Linked DNA regions of Homo sapiens: region 1 is linked to region 2. A link is a loop called in an ENCODE intact Hi-C map of the cell type or tissue named here. Cell type or tissue: GM12878. All regions are shown on one strand. Each heading gives the region's core, and the rest is flanking DNA. Links, peaks and the distances in the headings are about the cores only.

The links. Peaks named below come from ENCODE experiments on the same cell type or tissue, not always from the same donor. Only the 100,000 strongest peaks of a DNase experiment are listed, where the experiment ranks them.
Region 1: a loop joins it to region 2, with 11 times the contacts of the local background. A loop is called at or near these places in 107 of 110 quality-filtered maps.

The regions. Positions count from the first base shown.
Region 1 is chr1:222,789,811-222,796,122 of GRCh38, reverse strand. No RefSeq gene overlaps it. Among named protein-coding and RNA genes, the nearest start is that of DISP1, 22 kb to the left of the region's middle. In GM12878, for the core only: CTCF peaks have their summits at 1,387 (motif pointing left) and 3,182 (motif pointing left); no DNase peak of the experiment used is centred there.
Region 2 is chr1:223,078,268-223,084,579 of GRCh38, reverse strand. No RefSeq gene overlaps it. Among named protein-coding and RNA genes, the nearest start is that of TLR5, 62 kb to the left of the region's middle. RefSeq lists an enhancer at 5,454-5,967. In GM12878, for the core only: a CTCF peak has its summit at 2,993; a DNase peak (open chromatin) is centred at 3,149; H3K4me3 peaks cover 327 bases.

The DNA.
Region 1 (6,312 bases), core at 624-5,623, 290 kb after region 2:
GGAACTGCAGGGCTTTAAAGAGGGAGTCACAGCCCTGGCTCAGGGAGCTCCAAGGTCTGGGATCCCCGAAGGGCCACAGCTCATCTCTCCTTTTCTTTGCCTGCAACATGGCAAGCAAGGGGCATGTTTCAGCTCTGTTTGCATTATAGCTCTTTTAGCCCCGCCATTCAATGGGTCCTGAGTTCTTGTCCTGTGACGAGGAAGAATGAGGTATGCAGACAAGTGGAGAGTGGGTAAGATGAAGCGGAGCTTTATTGAGTGATAGAACAGCTCGGTCTCCCACAGAAGGCAGCGCCTTTCTGTAGCTATGGTGTCCCATTGGCGAGTGTTCAGCTCCTGGCAGAGAGGAGACCCTGTTGTAGGAAGCTCCTCTCTGCAGACAAGTTATACCATTTTCTCTGCAGCTCTCAGCAGAGAGGAGTCCCTGAAGTGGGTAGCTCCTCTCTGCAGCTGTTCATCCCAATGTCTACTCAGCTCTGGATGAACCCAGGACTTTTATGGGCCTCAGAGGGGAGGAAGTGTGTGCCGATTGGTCCACAGGTGGCCATGGGTGGGCCGGGAAAAGGCACCAGGAGTTCCTACTCTGGTTCATGGGACTAGCAGTCCAGCCCACAGTCTTCAGGCCCTCCCTAGCCTGAATGTGGGGCCTCACCAGGGACCTGCCCACTTCTGCCCAGGAACCTGTCTGCCTTCAGCTGCCATCCATGGTATCCAGGCTGTAGTTGCCAAGGGGCACCTGCAGGCCAGTGCAGAGCTGCCCTTAGCCACCCTTGGCTTCCTTCCTATGCTTGTTGGTGCCCAAAGTCCAGAAGTGGCTGAGATGGCAAGAAGCTGGCATGTCAGCACTGCCCCAAGAGTGTGCACACTTGGCTGGGCTCCAACAGTGCCTGGGCTCAGCCTGACTTTGCTTCAAGATAGAAGCAGGTGCCTACAGCAGAGAGAAGCCAGGCAGTGGGAGCAGGCACTTCCAAGCCTGTGAGGGTAGGAGGAGGCCTTCCAGGGCCCCTAAGAGTGTAGAGATGCCTGGGTCTGCAGCCACAGTTTGGGCGGCTACAGCTGTGGGGGTGGAGGAGGGGCAGGAGGGGAGGTGGCTCCTGCCTGCTCCATGGAGCAGGAGGCCTGGATCTGCAGCCCTGGTTTGGGCAGCTGAAGCTGTGCATCAGAGGTTGGAGCTCCCACCTGCTCCCGGGCCCCAAGAGCACAGGGATGTCTGGGTCCGCAGCTGTGGCTTGGGCGGCTGCAGTGGCATCCAAGGAGCTCCTGCCCCAACTCAGAATGGGTGGGGCTCCCACTTCTCCCCAGTTCCTGCTGGCTTCATGGAGTGTGCAGCCCTGGCTGCGCCTCCCTGCTGCAGCTGGCATGATGGCAGCGGTTGCTACAAATGGCCTGCCACTGCCATCAACTGGAAGTCCAAGATCAAAGTGTTGGCAGGTTTGGTTTCTCCTGAGGTCTCTTTCCAGACTTGCAGATGGCTGTCTTCTTTCTCTCTGTGTCCTTACGTCACCTCTCCTCTGTATGTGTGCATCCCTGGTGTATCTCTCTCCTTTTACAAGAGCACCAGTCCTACTGGATTGGTGTCCTACCCTCATGACCTCATTTAACCCCTTTACCTCTTTAAAGGCCCTATCTCCTAATACATTCTAAGGTACTGGCGGGTAGGGTATCAACATATGAATTGGGGATGGGCACAATTCAATCCATAACACTTATTTAGTAATCTTCTGCTTATCATGAGGGAAGGGATCTGGTCTTGTTCATATCTCTACTCCATGTGCCTTAGTCCAATGCATGGTACATAAACATTTCTTAACCCACTTTTTGTTGATTTAGAGGTAGAGTGAAGACTATGGAGGTTGAAGTCAGGTGATGGAGAGATTTAGATGCTAAGAATAGGAGTTTAAATGCTTAGAATAAAGAAAGGGGCTGGGGGTTGTATGGTGAGAAGTACTATTCAAGAGAATTACTCTGTCAGCAATGTAGAGGATTTGTTGGAGGTAAGAGGAAAAGGAAGCAGGAAATTCTATCACTGTGGCCCAGGCCAGGGGCACTGAAGACCTGTTCCAAAGCTTGGATGTGACAATTGATTAGGAATGGAAGCAAAGGAGAGGAAGCAGTTCAAAAAAAAAAAAAAAAAGTTTGGGTTTTTAAACTTTATTTATTTTTAATTGACAAAAATAATTATGTGCATTTATGAGGTACAACATGATGTTTTGATCCATGCACACATTGTAGAAAGGTTAAATCCAGCTAATTAACATATCTAACATATCTATCACTTCATCAATTTATCTTTTTTCTTGTGAGATGTTAAAAATCTATTATTTTAACAGTTTTGAAATACACAATACATTATTATAGATCATTGAAACGTATTCCTTCAGTCTAAACTGAAACCTTGAACCCTTTGATCAACATTCCTTCGCTTCTCCCACCCTTCTCCCCCTCACCAGCCGATGGTAACCACAACCATCTTTCTGCTCACTGTTTCTATGAAATTTACTTTTTTAGATTCCACATATAAGGGAGATCACCCAGTATTTGACTTTCTGTGCCTGGCTTATTTCACTTAGCATAACTGAGATTTTTGAGCTTGATGACTTAAGAGAACAAGTCATGTTTCCATTCAAGTCAAAAGGTGGTGCTCAGGATGAATATGATGAGTTTGAGAAGCAGTTCAGCTACATGGATGCTACCTGAGAGATTTTCAATGTGGGAAACGAAAAGACAAGTTTAGTTCCTATTGCAAAAAAAGTTGAAAATGTGGGTCGGTTGTCCAAGAAAGAGCCGTAAGAGTAAGCTGCATGGTGGTCAAAACTTTGGCTGTTTTATTCACTCTTGTATACTCAGCTCCTAGTCAATGTCTGGCACATATATAATGTTCAATAAATATTTGTTGAATAGATGAAATAGGGATTGAGGAGTGATCTGCATTGCAGGCACTGCAGTGAGAGAGATGGTTGTTAAAATCGAAGGCATGAAAGAGGAAAAAGAGGGGAAGCAAGGAATAAGGCCAATTACTCCTACTTGACTTCAAATTATTTCTCTGCAAATTATGTGAAACACAACAGATAATTCTTATCAAAATCAAATAGAGAAAAATCAATCTCAGTACCTCTGCAAAAAAATACAGGCATTTGGGGGTGGGCAGGGTGTTGATAATGTGTTATCAAATAGCAACACCTAGTGATCAGTTCCGAAAACAACATGGGGATTTTTCAATGAGTTTTTTAGTGAAGTTTTTCATAGAACTCAGACATGCAGAAAAGGAAACTTATCGAAATTGACCAGTTTTGCAGGTGGTAGTAACAATGATAACTAATATTTGTATGACACTTAATAACTTATAAAATGCTCTCTTATACTTTATCTCATTTGATAACAGATGAATATTGTGGTAGAATAAAGGTGAGGTTGATGTAGAGAAGATGGTTGGGGTCTGGGCTACTTGTTATGATTGAATCCAGCACAGTGGCAGGCAGCCAAAGAGGAAGGTTTGATTTCTGAACAGGTTTTACTCCAACAATTTACCATAGAGTGTACGCAGGTCCTCCATCTCTGCCTTTCATTGCAGAAATGGTGGGTTATAAGCAGTGGTAGGCAAGAAAAGGGGGATTTAAAGAAGCATCTCTAAGGAGAGCCATGCAGCTACACACACACACACACACACACACACACACACACACACACGAATACGAACACATACGCATATATATGTGCACACGCACGCACGCGCACACACACACACCCTTTCTCCCTCTACCCACAGGTGAAAACTTAATCCAATTTGTCAGACCCTCTTGTTGATTTCCATTTGAACCTCATCAACCTTTTTAAATTTTCCTACTCTCAGTCCCTGAATCCTGAACTGCAGAGGCTGACTGCTCTGGGACTTGAATGCCAGTTCCAACACTTCCTTACTGCCTGACCTTGAACAAATCACTTAATCTTCTGTGTCTCAGTTTCACCACCTATAAAATGGGAGTAATAACAGAACCTACCTCCTAGGTTTGTTACGAGGTTTAAATGTGTTTGTATCTCAAGCACTTAAAAATTCCTATCTTATAATAAATATTAGCAATTACTTTTCTATCATCATATTCTAACTATTTATTTACATTTGATGCCTTTTTCCCTAAACTTCAGTTTCCTTGAGTATAGAATACTTTTTCCTTTTTTTTTAGAGATGAGGTCTCCCTATGTTGGCCAGGCTGGCCTCTAACTCCTGAGCTCAAATGATCCTCCTGCCTTGGCCTCCCAAAGTGCTAGGATTACAGGCATGAGCCACCATGCCCAGCCTCTTGAGTATAGAATATCGTTCATCTCTGAAACCCTAACACTTAGGTATGGCACATAGTAGGACTAGGTAAGCAGTTAGCTTCAGAGATTTCAGAGGAATAGCAGGATGTCTGAAGAGTTTCCTGGAATATGGTGCTATTTAAAGCAGGTCATATTAGGGGACCCAGGCAGGCTGTCCAGTCTAGAATTCTTAGCTGTCCTTAACTTGTGAATGGGCAGTCTTGGGTAGGCTAAAAAGGCACAGCAACAGAAATTGGAAGGGGATCCACGTACAAGAACTAAGGATAACATGGGCAAGATGACTCAGGATTCAGGAACAGGACAGAAACTTTGATAACAGAATTGGAGCAAATCCAAGGCTGGACTCTCACTGCATCTTTCCTGGATAGATTTAATAGTCTCGTAAGTCTCCCTTTTTCAATTATTTCTCACACTGCCACCAGAGTCAGCATTCTAACACTCTGATTATGCCATTTCCTTGTTCATAAATTAAATGTTCAGTGGCCCACTGTGTCAGCCATTGTCTCATTTTCAAACTCCTCTTCTATACTCAGTTTGGTGCTGCTGGGATCAGGACTTTGCAAACCACTTTTCTGTTTGCCAGCTGGCTCCAAGCTAGACTCTGCCAAGAGAGGTTGGTAGAGGGAGACTGCGAGGCTGGAGAAGAAAGAAGGAATTTTTTTCTGCTTCCTGTCAGTCTCACCCTAGTAATTCTTCTTCACCAGGCAGCAGCAATTAGTTTAGTCCCAGTACCAGCACTTGGTTCCAGTTGGCAGTTTTTCCAACACTTATAGGGGTAGCCTGATCATCGTGCCTCCTTCAAGACACCAGTAGCAGCCAGTCCATCCCCACCATATCCAGAGGTCCAGGTCTCAGCCCCACAGGGCCTTTCCTCTGAGCTCAGAGACACTAACACTCCAAGGTCTGAGCTTTAGCTCTGCAAAGTTCTTCTTCCAAACTTATAAGTGTTTTCGCTTTGTTTAAATATTGGTAAACATGTAACATGAAACTTACCACCTTCACCATTTTTAGTGTGCAGTTCAGTGGTGTTAAGTACACCCACATTATTGTGCAGCCAATACCCAGAACTCATTTCATCTTGCAAAACTGAAACTCTATACCCATCAAGTAATGACTCCCCATTTCCTCTTCCCCCCCATATTAATCCATTTTTGCACTGCTGTAAAGAACTGCTTGAGACTGGGTAATTTATAAAGAAAAGAGGTTTAATTTACCTACAGTTCTGCATGGCGGAGGAGGCTTCAGGAAACTTACAATCGTGGTGGAGGAGGAAGGAGGCACGTCTTACATGGCAGCAGGCGAGAAAAGAGCAGGGGAAACTGCCACTTATAAAACCATCAGATCTTGTGATAACTCACTCACTATCACAAGAACAGCATGGGGGAGACTGCCTTCATAATCCAATCACCTCCCACCAGGTCCCTCCTCCACACGTGGGGATTACAGTTAGAAATGAGATTTGGGTGGGGACACAGAGCCAAACCATATCACTCCCACAGGCCCCTGGCAACCACCATTTCTGTTTTCTGTTTCTATGATTTTGACTACTCTAAGTACCTCACATAAGTTGAGTCATACAATATTTGTCTATTTGTCCCTGGCTTATTTCATTTAGCATAATATCCTCAAGCTTCATCCACCTTATAGCATGTGTCAGAATTTACTCTCTTTTTGGAGTTGAACAATATTTCATTGTAGGTAATTAAAACGTTTATCCATGCATTCATTGATGGACACTTGGGTTACTTCCATCTTTTGGCTCTTGCAAATAGTGCCTCTATGAACATGGGTGACATAGTTTGGCTCTGTGTCCCCACCCAAATCTCATGTTGAATTGAAATTTTCGCTTGTCAGGAGAGGGGCCTGGTGGGAGGTGATTGGATCATGGGTGTGGATTTCCCCCTTGCTGTTCTCATCATAGTGTTCTCACAAAATCAAAAAATTTTAAAACACAAAATAGTTTAAAAGTATGGCACTTCCCCCTTCTCTCTCTCT
Region 2 (6,312 bases), core at 434-5,433:
GAAAGAAAACAGCCACTCGGAGCAGCCTGGTTTCCATCCACTACAGTGCCAAATGCCTCCGCCTTCTTTCCTGAGGGCCTAAGGTCAGAGAGAGCAGCAGAAGGCCTTGTCAAACTCGGGCCCTTCTAGTAACTTCCAAAGCCTCCAGGGGTGTGGCCAACGTTGTTGAGAACGGGAATATCTGCAGAGGACCTTAGGGTGAGCCTCTCCAAAACTGAGGAAGTACAATGTATGGGGCACGCCTTTTGTCTCCATTCTAGCCCTTCCACAGGTACAGGGGGAGCCTTGGGTGTGGGCGACCCCGACGCTGTGCTAAGGCTGGCATAAGGGAACGTGATGGGCATCCCAAGCAGCCTTCAGTTTACAGGCGTGCTCCAAGCGCCTGCTGTGCACGATGTGGTGTATTAGGCACCATGGGGGTGAGGCTGGGGAAAAACAAACCTCAGACTATACACGTGCACCAGCATCAACTGGAGAAGACAAACATACGCGCCACAGTTAATTAGCCCTACAAAACAGCACCGGCTAATGAAGTGGCGCTGGAAATAATGTGTGTGATATATTTACTGTAATTTAGTTTGTTTTCTGCCAGAATAACGCAAGCTCAGACGTGCCAGGAAGAAGGACGTGAGTTAGTCCTGGAAGGGTAAGAAAGATTTAGATCCACTGGGGCTCCCCCTGGCCCTTCCGTAGTGCCGGACGTCCTCACGTTGCCCCTGACCCAACACATATCTCACTCCAGTCTAAGGATTAGTAATGTACTCCTTGCTAACGCTTTCCCAAGGAGATGGAAGAAAGTTTTTCTCACAACCGAAACAGCAAAAGCTTACCCCAAACCCCTTTCCACTACATGCTCTGACCTCTCTGCTCCCACAGCAATGGGCTCATCCACCCCCAACACCCCCGAGACCTCCTCCTCATGTTCTCCAAACTTCCAAGCCATCTTTCACTTCGAAATCCCATTCCCTTTAGCATTCCATCGGTTCAGCAGTGGCTGGCCAGGCCAGAACCAGGTATTGTGGGTGGAATTGTGTCTACTACAAAAGTCATTTGCTGACGTCCCATGTTCCTTAGAATAGCACCTCATTTGAAGATAAGGCTTTAGAAAGGTAATCAAGTTAAAATGAGGCCATTACTCATCCAAAATGAATAGTGTCCTTATAAAAAAGAGAAACGTGGAGACAGCCACACACACAGAATGATGCATGAAGACACATGAAGATGGTCGACTACCAGCCAAGCAGAGGGGCCTGCAACAGATTCTCCCTCACAGCCCACAAAACGAATCAACCTGCCAACATCTAGATCTCGGACTTGCAGCCTCCAGAATTGTGAGGCCACAGGTTTCTGCTGTGTAAGCCTCCCGGTCTGTAAGACTTTGTTACAGCTGCTGTAGGAAGCTAACACACCCCTCCAGGAGCCCCTGGCTGTGTACAGGAAGCTTCGACTCACATGCTAAGGTGTGAGGGGGGCATGGCAGGTGCTCCGGGAAGGGGAAGCAGCAAAAGCAAAGGCGCGAAAGCAGGATATTCAGGGAGGCCAGCAGCCTGGCTCTGGGGAGGAGTTTGTGATGAGGAGCATAAGGTAACAAGGTGGCCAGGCCAGGTCAAGTACAAACAGGGCTAGATGCTGAATTTACGTGTGACATGCATTGCAATATTCATTTCTTCTTTGTTCCACAGAGACTGCAGGCAGCAGGGTAGCCTTTCCAGGTGCTATAAAGAGTCATTTCTCTGGGACCCAGACTTCAGTCTGAGTATCTTCGCAGCAGATGTGTCCTGTGGGTGGTACCACTTGGTGTCACACCCTCCATCCCATGCCTGCAGCTCCTTCTACAGCACTCAGCTCTGTGCACATCTTGGCATTATCTGGGTCTGCCTCTCTCTGTTTTCCCTGTGGCCTGGTGTCCCTCTGCGGGTGCCCAGTCACACACCTGCACGGGGGGAGGGCCACACACCGTGGACAGCAGTGGAAAGAGCACTGGGCTTAAAGTCAAGGGACTGGGCTGAAGGAGTTCGGGAAGTGCCACCCAAACACGGTATGCCAGCTACCTTGAACCGAAGGCACTGGGCAGCACAGGATGCAGGCGGAGGCTTGCTCTGAGCTGCCTTTGTCTGCCTAAAGACGGACCCTCCAAAGGGACCTCAATTATCATGAATCCCCCTCCCCAGGAAATTCATGAGCCAGGGGAGACTCGCATCACAGCAGAGGGGACTGAAGGTTGATGCCATGCCCAGGCCAACTTTGTCATAGGCTACCCATATTCTCCCAAGGGCCCATTCATCTTTCCCCAAATCATTCATTCTCCCCATGGCACCTCCATCCCCTCTCCTGCCTCCGCGGTGAGTCAGGCGCATAAGCTTCTAGGTCTCTCATTGGTTTGGAGATATTCACTTTTCTTTCCCATGATGCATCCATGTGCATAATAAATGTGGTCACCCTTCCTCCTGCTAATCCGCCTGCTGTCAGTTTATTCCATAGACTCCATTATGGAGCACTCAGAGGGTAAGGTTTCCCCTCTTCCACGGAGCCTTGCTGAGCCTCAGTTTCCCTATGAGGCAGGCATACTTCACCATCTCCTTTCAGGCTGGATATTCATTCTAAGGCCACACATGAATATGAGAATATTCAGGCCTTTTAGGTAGAATATTCTAAGAATCTTAAACGATGGTACCTCTTAGTGGAAGCAGTATTCTGACAAACCAATGGGGCAGGGAGGGTGGGAAATGGTGTTTTATGGTCACTCTGGGACCCCAGGCAAGGTAATCCTAATGGAAGCTCAGGCTTTTGGGGCGGGCTTTTTTTTTTCCTGTCTACGAATGGAAACATGAAGCAGATTTCGCAGTATCTCCCAGGGAACTGGACAGTCTACTTTGGGGCCGGCGCAGAAGAGATGACCCCTGACCACCTCCCGGTGTGCTGGCTGCGGCTGGACCCGAGGGCGCGTCCTCCCGAGCCTCTGCGGCTACTCTTCTCGCCGCCCCCAGGTGGTGCTGCAGGACCACAGCCTCGAGGCTCCTCCGCCCCAGGTGCCCGCCCGGCAGCCCCAGACCTGCCTGGATTTACTCCCTTCAGCGGGAGGAGACACCAAGAGGCCGACGCGTAAATTCCAGGCCTGGCCTTCTTCCAGCGCTCCAAAACCTTCTGGAGCCTTCTCAATCAATAGACTCAAAGGCTTTTAGCGTGTCCCTGCCACTTGACGTCAGAGGTGACACGGGTCTGTGAGCCTGGCTGCTGGAATTCACACTCAGCCAACACCCAGCTCGGGGCTGTTCCCCTTGAGCCTGTCCCAGTGCCCGGAGGGGCCTCTTTCCCTCATTCCTCCCCTTCTAGAAACCCTAGACACAGCGCCAACACCACACCCGGAGGCGCCGGCCTCAGGGGAGAAACCACAGTATACACACACCACACATACTATGTGTACACACACTACACAGTGGACACCCACCACACGCACAATACACATGCACGACACCCTGCACACACGTGCCACAGGTCAGCCTGGAAGCACGATCACAGAATGGGAGTCCTGTGGTGAAATCCTCGCTGATCTAGAAACAGCTGCACGGCCGCCCTTCCCGGGGAGAGTCCCAGGTCCTCAGAAGAGCCCCAAGTTGCAGCCCGGCCCATGCCTACCTGCAGCCCTGCAGCAGCAACACACCTGGAGGCAGAGAGAACTTTGGAATATGCTAGAAAGCCAGTAAGCGCACATCTCCTCAGAGCTTTGCTACTTTTGTCAAGAGTTCCATGCTACTTTATGAGGTAATGGAAAGACAAGGTTAAAGCTGATTGAGCTCAAGCTACATCTTTTACATGTTAAGGGCCCTCATTGGACCCTGACCCTGGCTACTCATGAGGGAGACTTTTCCTCCCTCTCCTGTGGGCCTGTGTGAGCCAGGCATGGAGCTTTGCCTGGGCACTGGTCCTTCCCCCCCAGGGCTGTGAGGGCAGGATCCATGGCCCTGGCAGAGTGAGGCTGGGGCCGGCATTGGAGCCTGAGGGGCAGGAGACCCCAGAGAGTTCCTCCGGAGCAGCACAGGGTGGGCATTGGGGTCAGAGCCTGTGGCCTTCAAACCTGGTTGCTCACACTACTGCTTCTCAGTACAGCCAAGGTGGTGCACGAATCCAAGAGAAAAGGTGAACGGAGAAGCCCGGTCCTGTGGGCCAACCCCAGGGAATGCGCTTCTTGGAGAACTGGGAGGCCTGAGCCCTGTCCTGTGGCTGGGGACAGTCCAATCTGTGATGCAGTAGATGCTGGGGGCCTCACGGAGGGCTCTGAGCTGAGGGTCCTTTCCACCCCCAGCCCAACCTCAGGGCCAAGAAAAGAAGGTGCTCAGTGACCCCGCACGAGCTCTTTCCCGGGTGCGCGAATTTCATGCAGTTATATTAAAATAGAAATACTCAAAGCCGCTTGGACCCAACTGACTAGCTGGGCATTAACATGGTGCCTAGGTAGGTAGGGCCTTCCTGGATTCCAGCTGTTGGACCCTTTTCTCAACAATGCTTACTTACACAAGCAACTAGGGATTGGCCCCCAAAATGAGGATTGCTGGGACTTGCAAATGATAATTGTCACCAAATAGGGTCTGGATAATTAGAATGAAGGATGATTAAAAGCGTGAGGAATCTTGGAAGTTTAAAGAGTCCAGCCTCTCCACGAGTGTAGGAATTCATTCTCATTCTCCCGGCAGGGATGATCCGGCCTCTGTGTGAACACTTCTAGGGACAGGGCACCCCCTTTTGGAAATCAGACCACTCCAGTATTAAAGAGTTTATTATTCACTCCTGCGTGGGCGTAAAATCTGCCTTCTGAGACTTTGGCCTGCGGGTCTGAATTCCACCTCTGAACCTCCAGAGAGGAGCCTTCCCCTCCCACTCAGCAGGTCACCCATGTCTCTGTCACTGACCACTGTCCACAAAGGGGCTGTTTAAGAGGGCAAGGGTGAGTTGGCAGCTACTTGGATCAAGGCGACCTGCCACACTCATTCTGGGGAAGTCACCAGAGTACATGGCCGAGGCTGGAAGGCAGATGTTTGAGTCTGTCAGAGTCTGTGCATTGACAGGATCCAAAAGCCTGGGGCAGCAGATGAGAGGTTCACAGCTGCTATGTACCCCTCCCCACGTGGAAAGGCAGACACAGGGGGACCCGTGGCCCTCACGTAGAATGCGTGGTCTCCAATGGTGGCCTTGGACCCCTCTTCCCCTGTGATCAGCCCCAGCAAGAAGCGAGGCTGTCCCCCTTCCCCCTGTGTCGAGCCATAGAAGGAGCAGCAGTCCTGGGCCCAGCCTTTAGCAGTCCTGGCAGTTTCCTCTTTCTCTTGGGAAAAGCCAGCGACCACACTGTAAAGCAGCGCTGATGAGTCTCCTGAACAGTGAGCACACATGTAGGGTAGAAGCTTCAACTCTCCTCTACCTGACCATCTTCAGTCATCATCCATGCCCCAGTTGTACCACGGCTGGTGCCAGCACAGCCCTGCAACCCTCCTGCTTCTGCTCAGGACTCCACTGCCTGCTGCTCCTAAGCCCCTCTGCTGGCTGCACTGCCCAAGCCGGAACCTGGCTGGGGGCCTCCCTCCTCCCTCTGGCCTCTTCTCCCCAGCCTGGAATGGCCCAAGCCCTGATGGAGGAATAAACGTTCCAGCAGCCAGAGCTGGAGAAACATCTGAACGAGGTCACAGATTGGCGTTGATGGATGGACCCCCAGGTTTCCTGAGGGCCTCATAATTTTTTTTTTTTTTTTGAGACAGTCTTGCTCTGTTGCCCAGGCTGGAGTGCAGTGGCGCCATCTCGGCTCACTGCAACCTCCACATCCCAGGTTCAAGCAATTCTCCTGCCTCAGCCTCCCAAGTAGCTGGGATTACAGGCACCTGCCACCACGCCCAGATAATTTTTGTATTTTTAATAGAGAGAAGGTTTCGCTGTGTTGGCCAGCCTGGTCTCAAACTCTCAACCTCAGGCGATCCACCCTCAGCCTCCCAAAGTGTGAGCCACACCTGAATTACAGGTGTGAGCCACCATGCCGGGCCTGAAGGCCTCATAAATATTGATTCCATTCCCTCTCTGTCCCTTGCAGCTCTGCTGAAGGATTAGCATGTTGTGGCGGCTTCCGGAGGAGGAAACGAGGGTAACGGAATGCATTGAAACCCAGAGTGCAGGGTCCCTATGCAGCATGGAGTGAGAGTCGGATGGTCGCCTCACTGTGCATGTCCCATCCCCTCCCCAGGGCAGCTACAGACATTACCTCATCTCTCTAAGAGTCTCTGGGACAGGAGGGGAACGTGGCTCTCCTTCCCCTGCTCCCCACACCCAGCC